Regions from separate parts of the Homo sapiens genome. Here region 2 is linked to region 1. A link is a loop called in an ENCODE intact Hi-C map of the cell type or tissue named here. Cell type or tissue: GM12878. All regions are shown on one strand. Each heading gives the region's core, and the rest is flanking DNA. Links, peaks and the distances in the headings are about the cores only.

Evidence for each region. Peaks named below come from ENCODE experiments on the same cell type or tissue, not always from the same donor. Only the 100,000 strongest peaks of a DNase experiment are listed, where the experiment ranks them.
Region 2: it touches region 1 in a loop (4-fold over the local background); 2 of 110 quality-filtered maps call a loop at or near these places.

What each region holds. Positions count from the first base shown.
Region 1 is chr16:68,752,610-68,761,229 of GRCh38, forward strand. All of the region lies in intron 2 of CDH1 (cadherin 1), which reads left to right. Among named protein-coding and RNA genes, the nearest start is that of CDH1, 20 kb to the left of the region's middle. RefSeq lists enhancers at 927-1,884, 3,918-4,062, 4,056-4,155, 4,647-4,791, 4,836-4,885 and 4 more and cis regulatory regions at 3,990, 4,719, 6,200. In GM12878, for the core only: no CTCF peak of the experiment used is centred there; DNase peaks (open chromatin) are centred at 3,942, 4,362 and 4,922; H3K4me3 peaks cover 1,464 bases; H3K27ac peaks cover 4,748 bases.
Region 2 is chr16:68,525,122-68,533,741 of GRCh38, forward strand. It overlaps a transcript of ZFP90 not described here. Among named protein-coding and RNA genes, the nearest start is that of ZFP90, 9.9 kb to the right of the region's middle. RefSeq lists enhancers at 4,856-4,915, 5,386-5,445. In GM12878, for the core only: a CTCF peak has its summit at 3,693 (motif pointing right); DNase peaks (open chromatin) are centred at 3,710 and 4,940; H3K4me3 peaks cover 1,388 bases; H3K27ac peaks cover 276 bases.

The DNA of each region.
Region 1 (8,620 bases), core at 312-8,311:
CAGGGCTTTATGTATTAGCCACAGAGAAGGGAGGAGGGGTGTTCTCAGGGCGTGTGCCTCTGGTTGGCACTCCCCAGTTTCTCTGAGCTCTGCACACCCCTGATGTAACCTTACCTAATTGTCTTGTCACAAAACAGCTTGCAGTCTGGAGTCTAAAGGTCAGATGAGCCATTTCTACCCCACACTTCTGAGTGTAAGGAAGCACCAGATCAAAATCTAGGCAGATATCTGAGCCCGCCAGAGCCATCTGTTTGGTTTCCTATTGTGTGGGTAACACCTTCCTTGAGCAAGGCTCTCAGATACACCCAACACCTGCCCCCTGGGTATCTCAGCATCCTTCAGACCCATGAATTGTTCAAGAACCGATGTCTGTTCTTCCAGTTTTTGGCAGTGCAGAGGAGCCTGGAAAGAGCTTGATGAGAGACGCAAAAAGCTCAAAGACAAAAATGCAAGGCCGGCCAGGCGTGGTGGCTCACGCCTGTAATCCCAGCACTTCGGGAGGCCGAGGCACAAAAATCTCTTGAACCTGGGAGGTGGAGGTTGCAGTAAGCTGAGATCGCGCCACTGCACTCCAGCCTGGGCGACAAAGCGAGACTCAGTCTCAAAAAAAAAAAAAAAAAAAAGCAAGGCCTGCTTAATCAGATCTCGGCCAAGATAAAAATCTCATGGCTTCAAAATCCATCTGATCAATAAATATTCATGAGAGAGTACTGTAGGGCAACATCTTGTAAATCTTTTTTTTTTCTTATTTTCTTGAGAGGGAGTCTCCCTCTGTCACCCAGGCTGGAGGGCAGTGGTGCAATCTTGGCTCACTGCAACCTCTGCCTCCCAGGTTCAAGCGATTCTCCTGCCTCAGCCTCCTGAGTAGCTAATTTTTAGCCACCATGCCCGGCTAATTTTTGTATTTTTAATAGACACGGGGTTTCACCGTGTTACCCAGGATGGTCTCAATATCCTGACCTCGTGATCTGCCCTCCTCGGCCTCCCAAAGTGCTGGGATTACAGGCGTGAGCCACCGCGCCCGGCACATCTTACAAATCTTTATGTAACCTAGACTGTCCTGCCTTCAGCAGGGTAATGGCTTAATGGGTAGTGTGGCTAGATTTAGCAAATAACAATACAGGACTATCAGTTACATTTGACTTTCAGATAAACGATGGCTAATATTTAGCATAAGTATGTCCCATGCAATATTTGAGACATACTTAAAAAAAAATTATTTGGCAGGGGCAGGGCACGGTGGCCGACTGTAATCCCAGTACTTTGGGAGGCTGAGGCAGGCGGATCATGAGGTCAGCAGATCGAGACCATCCTGGCTAACATGGTGAAACCCCATCTCTACTAAAAATACAAAAAAAAATTGGCCAGGCGTAGTGGCAGGCGCCTATAGTCCCAGCTACTTGGGAGGCTGAGGCAGGAGAATGGCTTGAACCTGGGAGGTGGAGCTTGCAGTGAGCCAAGTGAGCCATTGTACTCCAGCCTGGGTGACAGAGCGAGATTCTGTCTCAAAAAAAAAAAAAAAAAATTATTCGGCAGGGCACAGTGGCTCATGCCTGTAATCCCAGCACTTTGGAATGTTGAGGTGGGAGGATCCCTTGAGACCAGCCTGGGCAACATAGGGAGACCCTGTCTCTACAAAAGATTTTTAAAAATTAGCCAGGCCTGGTGGCATGAGCTGGCAGACCCAGCTACCTGGGAGGCTAAGGTGGGAGGATCACCTGAGACCACAGAGGTCAAGGCTGCAGTGAGCTGTGACTGCCTCCCTGCACTCCAGCCTGGGCGACAGAGTGAGACACTGTCTCAAGAAAAAAGAAAAGTATTTGTTGTTGTACTCTGTATTGTGATCATAAGCAACAGTGTATTGAGCGGTGCTTTCTGTATGTTGAACTCTTCCCGTATGCCATCTCCTGTAACCCTCATGCACACAGGTGTGTCATGCACACAGGAAGTGGGAGAGCCTGGCCGTATGTCTGGTGGCTGTTGGACTCCAAAGTCTGTGCTCTTTATAGCAGGAAAAGGCAACTCACAGAACAGTCTGTGAGCAGCCAGGTGAAAGGGATGGATCATTCCTTCTCTGAAGGTCTCAGGTGACAGAGGTATTTGTCTGTCCATTCACTTAATGAATTTGTGCTGAGCACCTGCCAAGCCCTCTGCTAGGCATTGGGGATGCAGCGGGGCCCAAACAGAGAAAAAGCCCTGTCCTCATGGAATTTCTCTTCTAATTGGAGGGGACAGGTAGATGGTGATGTATGGAAGAAAGAATAAAACTCAGCAGGAAGGGTGATAAAAACTATGCATTGGGGTGGAGAAATTTAGGGGCAGTCATCACTAAGAAGGATGGCATTTGTGTAAAGAAGAAGAAGTGAGGTGCTCAATAGATGTTAGAACTGGACTGTGTCAGCTGGGTGTGGTGGTTTATGACTGTAATCCCAAGCCAAGGCAGGTAGATCTCTTGAGCCCAGGAGTTCAAGACCAGCCTGGGCATGATAGAACCCCGCCTCTACAAAAAATCCAAAAATTAGCCAGGTGTAGTGGCATATGCTTGTAGTCCCAGCTACTTGGGAGCTGGGGTGAGAGGATCACTTGAGCCTGGGAGGTTGAAGCTGCCTGGGAGGTTTAGCCATGATCGTACCACTGCATTCCAGCCTGGGTGACAGGGCAAGACTCTGTCTCAAAAAAAAAAAAAAAAAAAAAATAGAATTGGACTGTATCTTGAGGGGACTGGACTTCTACATTCAAGTCTATATTCATGTCATTGAAAAAGACTGTTCTCTAGTCAGGCATTTTTCTTTTAATTTTTAAATTTTTTGTTAAAATAAATAGAGAGGGTCTTGTTACGTTGCCCAGGCTAGTCTCGAACTCCTGAGCTTAAGCAATACCCCCGCCTTGGCCTCCCAAAGTGCTAGGATTACAGGTCTGAGCCACCATGCCCGGCCAGGCCAGGCATTTTCTAGAGAAGGAATCCTGAGGGCTCATTTTCACATCTCCTTCATTTTTTATTTATTTATCTTTCTCTTTTGACCTGCCACTTTAGGAACATCTCCTTTAAAGGGTATCAGATTCAAACCAGGAAATAATGCTCATTCCAAGCCACTCCCCACCCCTCAGCATGTTGCCCAAGAGGAATATTGCTCCAGCAGAGTTTTCTAAATTTTTTTTTTTTTTTTTTTTGAGACAGAGTCTTGCTCTTGTTGCCCAGGCTAGAGTGCAGTGGCCTGATCTCGGCTCATTGCAACCTCTGCCTCCCGGGTTCAAGCGATTCTCCCACCTCAGCCTCCGGTGTAGCTGGGATTACAGGCATGTGCCACCACACCTGGCTACTTTTTGTATTTTTCGTAGAGACGGGGTTTCACCATGTTGGCCAGGCTGGTCTCCAACTCCTGACCTTAGGTGATAAGCCCTCCTCGGCCTCCCAAAGTGCTGGGATTACAGGCATGAATGAGCCACTGTGCCTAGCCGAGTTTTCTAAAGATTCTTCCTGCAGAGGGATGATATTTTCTAAACAGGCATCATTTAGGGCATATTTTTTTTTTTTTTTTGTGCATGTATACGAGTGTTCCTAGGACCTGGTACTTACTTTGGAATCTCACCTTCAGTACGAGGCTTCCTCCCCAACAAATTCTTCACCACAACTATGTGGGAGTGTTTGAAAAAGGGAACAAGATGACCAACTTGTTGGTGGGGAGAGTTGTGGCTTTCCTATTGGAAAACATCATCCCTTGAATAAGCAGTGAGGCAAACACCTGGGCACTTACTTTATGAACAGGTGGGGTGGGGCCCTGAGTCACCGACATTGAGAGGCCTCTCCTGGTAAGGTTTTTCAATATCAGGTTGAATCAGCGGTGACATCACCCTCTATAGTGACAGGTACTCTAGGTGCCGGCTCTTACTCATAAGTCCCAGGAGATACTAGCCCTAGATCTCGTCTCTGTTAGCTTCGTGCTAAAAGGTTTTGGAGAAATAACAGCTGCTTGGTGACGTTCATGTGGCTGGTTTCATTACCACCTAACTCCCAGGCTTGTAATCATGACTAAATTTTCTGGAGAAAATAGAATTTGTGGTTGTATTTCTTGTAACTTTTGCCTTCTTGTCTCAAGTCTGCATTTAAAAAGAGGCCGGGTGCGGTAGCTCATGCCTGTAATCCAGCACTTCGGGAGGCCAAAGTGGGAGGATTGCTTGAGCCCAGAAGTTGGAGACCAGATTGGGCAACAAAGGGAAACCCTGTCTCTACATACAAAAACAATTACCCAGGCATGGTGGCGTGTGCCTGTGATCCCAGCTTCATGGGAGGCTGAGGCAGGTAGATCCCTTGAGTCCAGGAGGTTAAGGCTGCAGTGAGCTGCGTTTTGCACCACTGCACTCCAGCTTGGGTGACAGAGCGAGACGCTCTCTCAAAAACAAAAAACAAAACAAAACAAAGCCCTCTTCTACTCCTTGAGGTTTTTGGATGTTTCAGAGCTGTATTTTGAGTCTCTGATTTTTGTTTTGTTTTGTTTTGAGACAGAGTCTTGCTCTGTCACCCAGGCTGGAGCGCAGTGTTGGAGTCTCAGCTCACTGCAACCTCCACCTCCCAGGTTCAAGCTATTCTCCTTCCTCAGCCTCCCGAGTAGCTGGGATTATAGGCCAGCGCCACCATGCCCGGCTAATTTTTGTATTTTTAGTAGAGACAGGGTTTCACCATGTTGGCCAGGCTGGTCCTGACCTCAAGTGATCCGCCCACCTTGGCCTCCCAAAGTGCTGGGATTACAGGTGTGAGCCATGGCAACCAGCTGAGTTTTTGATTTTGAAACTTCCTGTAAGTTGTACTTATTTTTCTTTGGGCTTTGTAATTTGGTTATGATTTTTCATTCTTCTTTCTGCTAATCCTCTCACTTCCACCATGGGAGTGTTTAAATACCTGGGAAGCTGTTGAACCTAGGAAACCACATTTTACTTGCCAGATGTGAGGTTTCATTTCTGGTTTTGACAGAGATTTGACTCTTCAGCATTTATTTCTCTTTTAGCCTATGAGCTTCTCTTAGAGAAGATGAACTGGGAGGGTGGAATGCAGCAGGATTGCCTGGATTCCAATCCCAACTGGACCCTTACTTTTCCTGTGATTTTGGGCAAGTTTCTTTCTCTTTCTTTCTTTCTCTCTCTCTTTTTCTTTCTCTCTCTCTCCTTCCTTCCTTCCTTCCTTCCTTTCTTTCTTTCTTTTTTTTGAGACAGGGCCTTTTTCTGTCACCCAGGCTGGAGTGGAGTGGTACAATTTTGGCTCACTGCAACCTCTGCCTCCTGGGCTCAAGTCATCCCCATCCTCCCACCTCAGCCTCCCAAGTAGCTGGGACTACAGGTGCATGCCACCACTCCAGGCTAATCTTTTTTTTTTTTTTTTTTGTATTTTTTGTAGAGACGAGGTTTTGCCATGTTGCCCAGGCTGGTTTTGAACTCCTGAGCTCAAGCCATCTGCCCGCCTCAGCCTCCCAAAGTGCTGGGATTACGGATGTGAGTTGCTGCACTGGCCTGCAAGTTTCTTTCTTTTTTTTCAAATTTTTTTGTGTCCCTCCCCTCTATCCCAACCCCACCCCATTTTGCCTAGGGTAGGCTTCTTTTTATTTCTTTTTTTTTTTTTTTTTTTTTTTTTTTGAGAGAGAGAGAGAGAGAGAGACCCAAATGGGAATTCCCTAGGGCCAGTTTCTTAATCTTTCTGTGCCTCAGTCCCCTCACCTGTACAAAGGGGATAAACATAGCCCCTACCACAAAGGATTGCAATGAGGATTCAATGAGTTAGCATGTGCGAAGTGCTTCCAGTGCCTGGTACGTAGCAACCACTCTTCATTTAGTTTTTATTGGCTGGGCTCCGTGGTACACATCTGTAGTCCTAGCTACTTGGGAGGTTGAGGCAGGAGGATCACTTGAGCCTGGGAGTTTCGAGGCTGCAGTGCATGCTGATTGTGCCCGTGAATAGTTACTGCTCTCCAACCTGGTCAATGTCTCAAGAATCGATCTCTAAAAAAACAAATTAGTTTTTCTCATTAGATGTTTCTGCTTTAGACTTGTGTCAAGGGAGTGAAAAAGCATGGGGCGGGGGGCGGGTAGTGTAAGTGTCAAAGGAGCCACAGAGGATTGAGTATGAGGAAGAGTGATACCCCCTTATCACTTTGCTCTTGACCTCCTAAAGAATAAGACGCTCCTTTGACCCAACATCCATTTGAGTGCAATTTTTTTTTTTTTTGAGATGGAGTCTTGCTCTGTTGCCCAGACTGGTGCCATCTCGGCTCACTGCAACTTCCGCCTCCCGGGTTCAAGCAATTCTCCTGCCTCAGCCTTCTGAGTAGCTGGGATTATAGGCGCCTGCCACCATGCCTGGCTAATTTTTTCTATTTTTAGAGAGATGGGGTTTCACCATGTTGGTCAGGCTGGTCTCAAACTCCTGACCTCAGATGATCTGCCCCTCTAGCCCTCTCAAAGTGTTGGGATTACAGGTGTGAGCCACCGTGCCCAGCTAATTACATTTAATTAATTTATTTTGAAAAATACAAGGTCTCACTGTGTTGCCCAGGTTGGTCTCAAACTCCTCGGCTCGGGCAATCCTCCTGCCTCAGCCTCCGACAAGTGGTGGGATTACAGGGGGCACAGTGGCTCATGCCTGTTATCCCAACACTTTGGGAGGCCAAGGCAGGAGAATCGCTTGAGCCCAAGAGTTCAAGACCAGCCTGGGCAACATAGCAAGACCCCCATCTCTACCAATAATAATAGTATTGTTATACAATGACCACAATAGTCGTTGCATTCATTTATTGATTGAGTACTCAACTGTTCATGTATGATCTTGTTTTTTTAATCCTTGCATCAACTTTAGAGTTAGGTACTATGGCAATTCCATTTTCTTTTCTTTCTTTTTTTTTTTTTTTTGGTTGAGATGGAATTTTGCTCTGTTGCCTGGGCTGGAGTGCAATGGTGCGATCTTGGCTCACTGCAACCTCCGCCTCCCGAGTTCAAGCGATTCTCCTGCCTCAGCCTCCCAAGTAGCTGGGATTACAGGCGCGTACCACCATGCCCAGATAATTTTTGTATTTTTTAATGGAGACAAGGTTTCACCATTTTGGCCAGGCTGGTGTCAAACTCCTCACCTCAGGTGATCTGCCTTGGCCTCCCAAAGTGCTAGGATTATAGATTATAGGCGTGAGCCACCACGCCGGGCCTGACAATTCCATTTCCAAATCATAAACAGAAGCTTCTACAGCTAGGGGAGCTGGGAAGGAAAAGTGTGTACCGCCCTGGCTGGCTTTTATCCTTCCTGTGCTCAGCGGCTCTATTTCTAAGAATGTTTCCATTCTAGATCCATCACTTTGGCCTAGAAAGGAGCCTCATGCCAAGGTCCACCCATGCAGCCCCTAAAATCCCCTTTTCCACCGTGCCCGGCTGAGTTTTTAAAATTCTAGTTTTCCACAGATGGAAATGTGAACTGTCTTGTAAAGTATTCCATATATATATATTTTTTTTTTTTTTTTAATTTTTTTTTTTTGAGATGAAATCTTGCTCTTGTCCCCCAGGCTAGAGTGCAATGGTGCGCTCTCAGCTCACTGCAAGCTCTGCCTCCCGGGTTCATGCCATTCTCCTGCCTCAGCCTCCTGAGTAGCTGGGACTATAGGTGCCCAACACCACGCCCAGCTAATTTTTTTTTTTTTTTTTTTTGCATTTTTAGTAGAGACGGGGTTTCACCGTGTTAGCCAGGATGGTCTCAATCTCCTGACCCCATGATCCTCCCCCACTCAGCCTCCCAAAGCACTGGGATTACAGGCATGAGCCACCACGCCCAGCCCTTCTAAAGTATTTTAAATTCTAGTTTTCCAAAGATGGGAATGTGAATTGTCTTGTAAAGTATAACCGTCTCCTGCCCCTCCTTTATAACAGGCCTTGGAGAATTTTGCCCCTCCTTTATAACAGGCCTTGGAGAATGTTTCTCCCCCATTCTTTCTCTTTAATCTGGGCAAGGTGTCTTTATTAATAATATCACAGACCACCACACACACCTTGAGGTTTAGTTCTCTTCCGCACAGTGTGTGAGTGCCTTCTGTGTGCTCTGTGTCAGTTACCAGCCTTGTTTCCAGGAGTTTGGAGCTGACCCAGGGGTGATAGAAAACACTGGGATGCCAAGTCGTCAGACAATGGGCTCATTTAGAATTCAGGTGGGGTGGGACTGTGTGGGCTGGGTCAGCTGGTGGAGCTTCCCCAGAGTGGGGAGGCCAGGGGGAGTCTGGGATGTGGGGTGGTATGTGAACAGGAATACGGGGAGACTCTCAGCCTCTGTTGTTGGCTGAGAGGGGGATGCCCCAAGCCTAGAGAGGTGGGGGCGGGACCTCCTGTGCAGAGACTGGGAGACAGGAATATGACAGATGGTATATTTGGATGGTGACTCAGATAGGTCAAGTGAAACTGAACTTCCGGTCCTCGAGTCACACAGGAGGGTAGGGGCTGTGAGAAAACTCCCTCGTTGGTTCTTCCTACAGGGCCTTTGAGGCAGACAGGGCTCAACAGAGCCTGGCAGGACTGCAGAAGGACAATAGTGTGGCTGGTTGGGTGAGGCCCTTTTGGCCTGAAGGCTAGCAAGCTGGGAGAACTTGGAGAACCCGGACAG
Region 2 (8,620 bases), core at 233-8,232, 230 kb before region 1:
CATTTTGGCCAACATGGTAAAACCCCGTCTCTACTAAAATACAAAAAATTAGCCGGTCGTGGTGGCGTGCACCTATAGTCCCAGCTATTTGGGAGGCTGAGGCAGGGGAATCGCTTGAACGCGGGAGGCGGAGGTTGCAGTGAGCTGAGAAAACGCCATTGCACTCCAGCCTGGGCAACAGGGCAAGACCCCATCTCAAAAAAAAAAAAAAAAAGAGAATAGCCCAAAGGGAGTTTCTCTGTCGTAATAGGAGTTTTGTATCTTAAATTTACCATGGTTCTATTAATATATACATATGACAAGGTGCCACAGAATTATAAACAAAGACATAAAAAATATATGCAAAGCAGGTAAAAATCCAAGTAAGGACTTTAGATAAATATATTGTGCCAATATCAATTTCCCGATTTTGAGAATGCACTAGAATTATGTAAGGTGCCAGTATCGAGGGAAACTGGGTGATGGGTACACGGGACCTCTTCGTTCTACTTTTGCACTTCTTGTGAGTCTGTCATTAACTCAAAATCAAAAGTGTAACAAAATCTGTACTAGCTTTATTCTGTTTTGAATATTTTGAGTTCGGGGGTGGCTAGTGTCATGGAATATTATCCGGGACTCTGGTTGCAGCAGTCAAAGAACCCATTTTATTTATTTGTTGACTTTATTTATCTGTATTTGAGACAGAGTCTCCCTCTGTCGCCCAGGCTGGAGTGCAGTGGCACGATCTCGGCTCACTGCAGCCTCTGCCTCTCAAAGCGATTCCCCTGCCTCAGCCTCCTGAGTAGCTGGGATTACAGGCGCACACCACCACGTCTGGCTAATTTTTTGTATTTTTAGTAGAGACGGGGTTTCACCATGTCGACTAGGCTGGTCTCTAACTCCTGACTTCAGGTGATCCACCCGCCTCGGCCTCCCAAAGTGCTGGGATTACAGACGTGAGCCACCACGCCCGGGCAGAGAACCTATTTTAAACTGGCATAGGACAAAACAGGAAGAAATTATTGGTGCATATAATTAAACTGTGAAACTAGCAGGGCTAGAGCTGCACACAGGGCCAGCTAACTCGGGACTGGCACAAAAAGAACTCTCTCTCTCTCTGCCGCCTCCTCTCCCTTCCCTCCTCCCATCCCCCTCTCCCATCTCCTCCTCTCCCATCCCTCATCTCTTCCTCCCCACTCTCTTTCTCAACCTGCACTCTGGACTCCTCTCTGTGTGTTGGCTTCCAATCCTCACAGCCCTGCTGACAATCTAGGGGGAAAGGCTTCCTTCTACAGAGCATCTACATAAAACATCAGAGGGAAGCATCTGATTGGCCTGCTTTGGGTCACATGGAGTCTGTGATTAACCGCGTCACCAGAACTTCATAGAGGAGGAAGAAGAACTGCCCCTAAAGGAAGAGGGTGCTGTTACTGAGAGATGAGAGAAGGGATGCTGGCTGGGGTAGTGAGAGGTGACAGCATGCTGGCAGCCCTCGCAACCCTCGCTGGCTCTCAGCGCCTCCTCGGCCTTGGCACCCACTCTGGCCGCGCTTGAGGAGCCCTTCAGCCCACCGCTGCACTGTGGGAGCCCCTTTCTGGGCTGGCCAAGGCCGGAGCTGGCTCCCTCAGCTTGCGGGGAGGTGTGGAGGGAGAGGCGCAGGCGGGAACCGGGGCTGCGCACAGCGCTTGCGGGCCAGCGCGAGTTCCGGGTGGGTGTGGGCTCCGCGGGCCCTGCACTGGGATCGCCTGGCCAGCCCGCAAGCCCTGGGCAGTGAGGGGCTTAGCACCTGGGCCAGCAGCTGCTGTGCTCGGTTTCTCGCCCAACCTTAGCTGCCTCCCCGCCGAGCAGGCTTGGGACCTGCAGCCCGCCATGCCTGAACCTCCCCCCGCCCCAGGCTCCTGCGCAGCCCGAGCCTCCAAGACGAGCGCCGCTCCTGGCTCCACGGCGCCCAGTCCCATCCACCGTTCAAGGGCTGAGGAGCGTGGGACCACGGCGCGGAACTGGCAGGCAGCTCCAACTGCAGCCCCGGTGCGGGATCCACTGGGTGAAGCCAGCTGGGCTCCTGAGTCTGGTGGGGACTTGCAGAATCTTTATGTCTAGCTAAGGGATTGTAAATACACCAATCAGCACTCTGTATCTAGCTCACAGTTTAGTAAACACACCAATCAGCACCCTGTGTCTAGCTCAGGGTTTGTGAATGCACCAATCGGCACTCTGTGTCTAATTAATCTGGGGGGACTTGGAGAACCTTTATGTCTAGCTAAGGGATTGTAAATACACCAACCAGCACTCTGTATCTAGCTTAAGGTTTGTAAACACACCAATCAGCACCCTGTGTCTAGCTCAGGGTTTGTGAATGCACCAATCAGCACTCTGTATCTAGTTACCCTGGTGGGGACTGGGAGAATCTTTATGTCTAGCCAAGGGATTGTGAATGCACCAATCTGCACTCTGTATCTAGCTCAAGGTTTGTAAATGCACCAATCATTTCTCTGTGTCTAGCTCAGGGTTTGTAAATAAACCAATCAACACTCTGTATCTAGCTAATCTAGTGGGAATCTGGAGAACTTTTGTGTCTAGCTCAGGGATTGTAAATGCACCAATCAGCACCCTGTCAAAACGGACCAATCAGCTCTCTGTAAAACAGACCAATCGGCTCTCTGTAAAATGGACCAATCAGCAGGATGTGGGTGGGGCCAGATAAGAGAATAAAAGCAGGCTGCCCGAGAACCTAGCGGTAATTCTGCCGCATTCTCTTTCTTCCTGTAGGAGCTTTATTCTTTTTGCTGTTTGCAATTACTCTTGCTAGTGCTCACTTTTCAGGCTCATACTGTCTTTATGAGGTGCAACACTTTCCAGGGAAGTCTGCAGCTTCGGTTCTGAGGCCAGGAAGACTATGAACCCACCAGGAAGAACAAACAACTCCAGACGTGCGGCCTTAAGAGCTGTAACGTTCACTGCAAAGACCTGCAGCTTCATTCCTGAGCCAGCGAGACAACGAAACCACCAGAAGGAAGAATCTCTGAACACATCCGACCATCAGAAGGAACAAACTCCGGACACAACACTCACTGTGAGGGTCCACAGCTTCATTCTTGAAGTCAGTAAGACCAAGAACCCACCAATTCTGGACACAGGAGGGGGGAGATCCACATTACAACATACAAAATAGGTAAATGTACATATTGATTAATAGAAATGTACATATTCATTAATATAAAATTAGTTCCTAAATCTATTGGGTATAAGGAAACAACTTTCTAATGTAGTTAAGGTTTCAGTGTGGTGGCTTGCACACACACTGTTGGTTATCAGACCAGCGCCAGCCAGTCTTAACCACAGAGGGGCATGATAAGCTCTGGAGAAGAGAGATGCTGAGCCTTCAGGGTCAGAGGCAGGCCAGAAGGGACCTTGGAGGGCCCTTGAAGACAAAATCGCCAGAGGCTCAACTGTGACATGGGAGGGTATACAGCTCTGGGGACAGTGGCTTCTGGGATCCTGGATGACACTTGGTGTCAGAGTGGGCTTGGCAAGTTTCTTAAATTCTCTGAACCTGTTACCCCAGGTGTCAAATGGGGATGAGAATATCTATCTCACAGGTTGTTAAATTCAGTTGAGATAGTGTGAAGTGCCTCGCCTGGTCCCCTGCTGGTGTTGCTGCTTGGTTGGCTTTACAGCAGTAGTGCGTCGCAGAGGACGGCAGGTGGCGCTCGAGCCCAGCAGTTTTGAGATGCACGCCCCAGAAGGTCGAGGCAAAACAGGCGCCTGGTGTCAGTAGAGGAAAGGTAGCCGAGGTGCTGGGACACGCTTTCGCGAGGTCAAAAGCTAGTGGGCGCGCATTTCGGCCTCAAACGCTGCAGAGAGGGTCAGAAGCTACCCAGGTCCCACTTAGTGGTTCAGCCTTGTTTTCTTGTCAGGGGATCCCGGTTCCCTGTTGCTCTGGGAATCGCAGGTTCTCCAGCTTAATAGAAGCGGATCTGGCTATATTCGTTGAGTCCCATCTCTTCTCACCGTTTTCATGGAAACCAGAGGGTGGGGCACTTTATTGAACGTTTTAAGTTACTGGAAGTTGGATATCCAGAAGGCTGGACCCACGCCGGGTCGAGTGAGGAACTGGAGGTCCAATCCACGGGGATGTTAATGTGTTTTGTTTTGTTTGTTTTTTTGAGACAGGGTCTCTGTCACCCAGGCTGGAATGCTGTGGCACGACTATAGCTCACTGCAACCTCGATCTCCTGGATTCAAGCAATACTCCTGCCTCAGCCTCACAAGTAGCTGGGCCACCACGCCTGGCTAATTTTTGTTTGCTTCTGTTTTTGTTTTGTTTTTGTTGTTGTTTTGTTGTTGTAAAGACGGGGGTGGGGGGTGGTCTCACTGTGTTCCCCAGGCTGGTCTCAAACTCCTGGGCTCAAGCGATCCCCTGGCCTCGGCCTCTCAAAAAGTGTTGGGATTACAGGTGTGAGCCACCAAGCCCGGTCCCTTGTAGATGTTTTTCTTTTTGTTTTTTAATTTTTGTGGGTATACAGTAGGTGTATATATTTACGGGGTCTATGAGATGTTTTGATAGACATGCAACGTGAAATAAGCACATCATGGAGAATGGGATCCTCGTGGATATGAAAGATAGAGCAGGCAACAAGAAAGGCAGTTGACGTTAACGACGGGTCCCTGATGCTCTCCCAGGCTGGGTTAGGACTAGGTCCCGCTGAATGCCTCATCCTCCGCCCTCCAAGCCCAGGAGTGCCTTCTTGCCCACCGGGGCGCGGGGTTTGAAGAGGCTTTGAGGCACCACTTGGGCACGTGGAGACCTCTGCCAGTCTCTCTCGTCCCGCCCCTGCGTTCCCGGTTTCCAGGGGACTTGCGAGTCGGTCTTTTCTGCCTTCGAACTCTTGAGTAGCTAGCAGAACCCGGAGGAGCTCTCAGAACCCCAGGCCGTTGTCATGGAGAGAGCGCGCGCCCAACTACGTGGCTTGTGATTGGCTGGGAGGCACGCCCCCGCCCTCCCCTTCCAGCCCGTGGCTCGGCGACTTACAGGGAGGGAGAACATGGCTGCTGGCTTTTAGCACCTGGTGGGTTTCGCGCCTTGCAACTCGACAACTGCCGGGACGGAGTCTGGCTGCGCGACCCCCTGCGGCAGGTGCTGGGCGAGGCGCCTCCCCTGCAACTAGCCTGCCGCTTCCCTCCCGGCACCCCCGCCGCCAGCCCCGAGCGCGGACCTGGAGCGGAGAAGAGAGGTCGGTGCCTCCAACCCGGGGCCGCGGTCGAGGGGCGCGCGTCGTTGCTCTGGGACTCACTGTCGACCAACCCCCATTCCTCAGGGGCTCGGCTCCTTCCCCAAGGCTCAGGACGTAGAGCTTGGGCGGGGCCCCCTGCCCAGCAGCAGTCAGCGGAGCTGCACGAGTCAGACTCCACTTCTGGTGCACCTGGTACCTTGGTGCGCTGGGCTGAGGGCTTAGGGGTGGTTCTGGTTGGGGTGGCGTTTTGGATCTGTGAGCAGGAGCCGATGAATTCCCCCGAGTGTGTGTGTTCGTGTGTGTCTCCGTCTGTGCAGAAATCCGAGCCAACCACTAGAGCTCTGTGAATGGGGAGAGCTTCACTCTCCAAAATATCCAGTTGGTCCCCTCTCCCATAGCAACTCCAGGTTTTATAAATAAAAATTTTTGAGACCGGGTGCGATGGCTCACGCCTGTAATCCCAGCACCCTGGGAGGAGAGGCGGGTGGGTCACTTGAGCCCAAGTTGGAGTACAATAAAGCCAAAAGTGTAAACAACCCACATGCCCACCAACTGATGAGTGACTAGACAGAATGTGATATGTCCGTATAATCATATTATTCAGTAATACAAAGGAATGCGTTGGTGATATGGGTTACAACATGTATGAACCTCAGAAGCACTACTGTTATAGGAAAGTGGTCCCTATCCAGACCCCAAGAGAGGGCTCTTGGCTGTCTAGCAAGAATTTAGGGCGAGGTCCACAGTGCAAAGCAAAAGCAAGTTTATTAAGAAAGTAAAGGAATAAAAGAATGGCTATGCCATCAACAGAGGGCTGCTGGTTGCCCATGTTAATGGTTATTTCTTGATACGCTAAACAAGGGGTGAATTATTTATGTCTCCCCTTTTTAGACCATTTAGGGTAACTTCCTGATGTCATGGCAGTTGTAAACTGTTATGGCGCTTTTGGGAGTATAGCAGTGAGGACGACCAGAGTCACTCTTGTTGCCGTCTTGGTTTTGGTGGGTTTTAGCCAGCTTCTTTACTGCAACTTGTTTTATCAGCAAGGTCTTTATGACCTCTATCTTCTGCCAACCTCCTATCTCATCCTATGACTTAGAACGGCTTAACTGTCTGGGAGTGTAGCCCAGTAGGTCTCAGCCTCATTTTACCTAGCTCCTATTTAAGATGGAGTTGCTCTGGGTCACACGCCTCTGACACGACAAGTGAAAGAAGCCAGTCACACACATACAAATATATACCGCATGACCCCATTTATGTGAAATGTCCAGAATAGGCAAACTACATAGAGAAAAAGTAGAGCAGTGGTTGCCTAGGACTGCAAGGTGGCAGGGTAGGATTAGGGAATGGCTACTAATGGGCATAAGTTTTCTTTTGGGGATGATGAAAATGTTCTAGAATTCCATTATAGTGATGGTTATATAACTCTCTACATCCAGTAAAAACTACTGAATTGTACACTGTAAACTGTGAGCGCTATAGTATATGATTTATATCTCAGTAAAGCTGTTAGAAAAAGAAAGGGCCTGGTGTGGTGTCTCACGCCTGTAATCCCAGCACTTTGGGAGGCCGAGGTGGGTGGATCGCCTGAGGTCAGGAGTTCGAGACCAGCCTGGCTAACATGGTGAAACCCCATCTCTACTAAAAATACAAAAATTAGCTGGGCGTTGGGGCTGGCGCCTGTAATCCCAGCTACTCGGGAGGCTGAGGCAGGAGAATCGCTTGAACCCAGGAGGCGGAGGTTGTAGTGAGCCAAGATTGTGCCATTGCACTCCAGACTGGGCAACAACAGCAAAACTCCGCCTCAAACAAAAAAAAAAAAAAAAAAAAAAGGAAATGGGTGGAGTGGGGAGAAAGGTGGGATGTAGAGAAATTCTAGGAGTTCCAGAAAAGGCAGTATTGGTAGCCAGTGGAGGAAAGAGTTCCAGGGAGATAAGTGCCATAAAGCATTAGATAAAATCTGCCTGATGTCCAGTCAGGTCATCAACTAGCTAAATCACTGGACATGTTGGGAAAATCAGTATCAGAGTAAGGTGAAGGTAGAAGCCAAACAACAGTCAAAACAAGGCATGAAGGGGAAGTGAGGACTTGGTCTTCACAAGATGGTATACTTTTTCTAGAAGTTCAGATGAAACGCATAGGGGTAAAGAAGAATGGGAGCTGAGAGACATCTGGGGACAAGAAATCTGTGTGTGTGTGTGTGTGTGTGTGTGTGTGTGTGTCTTTCAGAAGGGACAGATTTAAGCATGGTTATAAGTCCAATGGAAAAAGCCAAAAGGAAAAAAATGTGAGATGTAGAAGAAATATGGATGATAGATTAGAAGGGATTGGGGACCAAAGACCCCGAGAGAGCACGTTTCTCCAAATCAGCAAAGGAACATCTGTCTCTAAGACTGGAGGTGAAGTGGAGAAGTGGGTTGAAAAGTGGGTATAAAAATTGTCAACAGGCTCATTTTCCCAGCAATTTTCAGCTGGCATGATACTGGACTTTGTAGGTCAGTTTCAACACAAGTGGGGATAAAAGAATCAAGAGCCCTGGTAGGAAAAAAGTTCAGTTGACTGGCTGTGAGGTCTTCATAAAGGAGAAAGAGAAACAAATACTGACATTCAGAGAAAGTGAGAGACCGAGAGGCCATAGGGACCTTTGACATATAGTCAACCCACTGAAGTCCCTCTTTATCCTCCAAAACAATATAATAATCTTAGAACCTTTAATCTCTCATCAGGAGAACCTTGATTTTTTTCTGTTGACCTGGATTTTAGTTTCATCTTTTTTTAAACCCACAAGACATAATCAATAGTTTTATATAGTCAATTTTAATTTAGATTTACACGTAGATTTACCACTTTTTTTTTTTTGAGACGGAGTCTCACTCTGTCACCCAGGCTGGAGTGCAGTGGCGCGATCTCGGCTCACTGCAAACTCCGCCTTCCGGGTTCGCGCCATTCTCCTGCCTCAGCCTGAGTAGCTGGGACTACAGGCGCCCGCCACCACGCCCAGGCTAATTTTTTGTATTTTTAGTAGAGATGGGGTTTCACCGTGGTCTCGATAATCCTGACCTCGTGATCCGCCCACCTCGGCCTCCCAAAGTGCTGGGATTACAAGCGTGAACCACCGTGCCCGGGAGGTAGAGTTACCACTTTCTTTGTTCACTGTTTCCTTGTCTATATATGACTGCATGTGGAATCATTTTCCTTCCATTTGAAAGACACCCAACTTTAATGAGTCTCTGTTGATGACATTCTGTTTTTTGTTTTTCCAAAAATCCCTCTATTTAATCCTCATTGATGAAGATATAATTCTAGCTGTCTTCCATTGTTGCCATCTTCTAATTCTCCTTTTTTGTTGTTGTTTTGAGACAGAGTCTTGCTCTGTTGCCCAGGCCGGAGTGCAATGGTGCAATGTC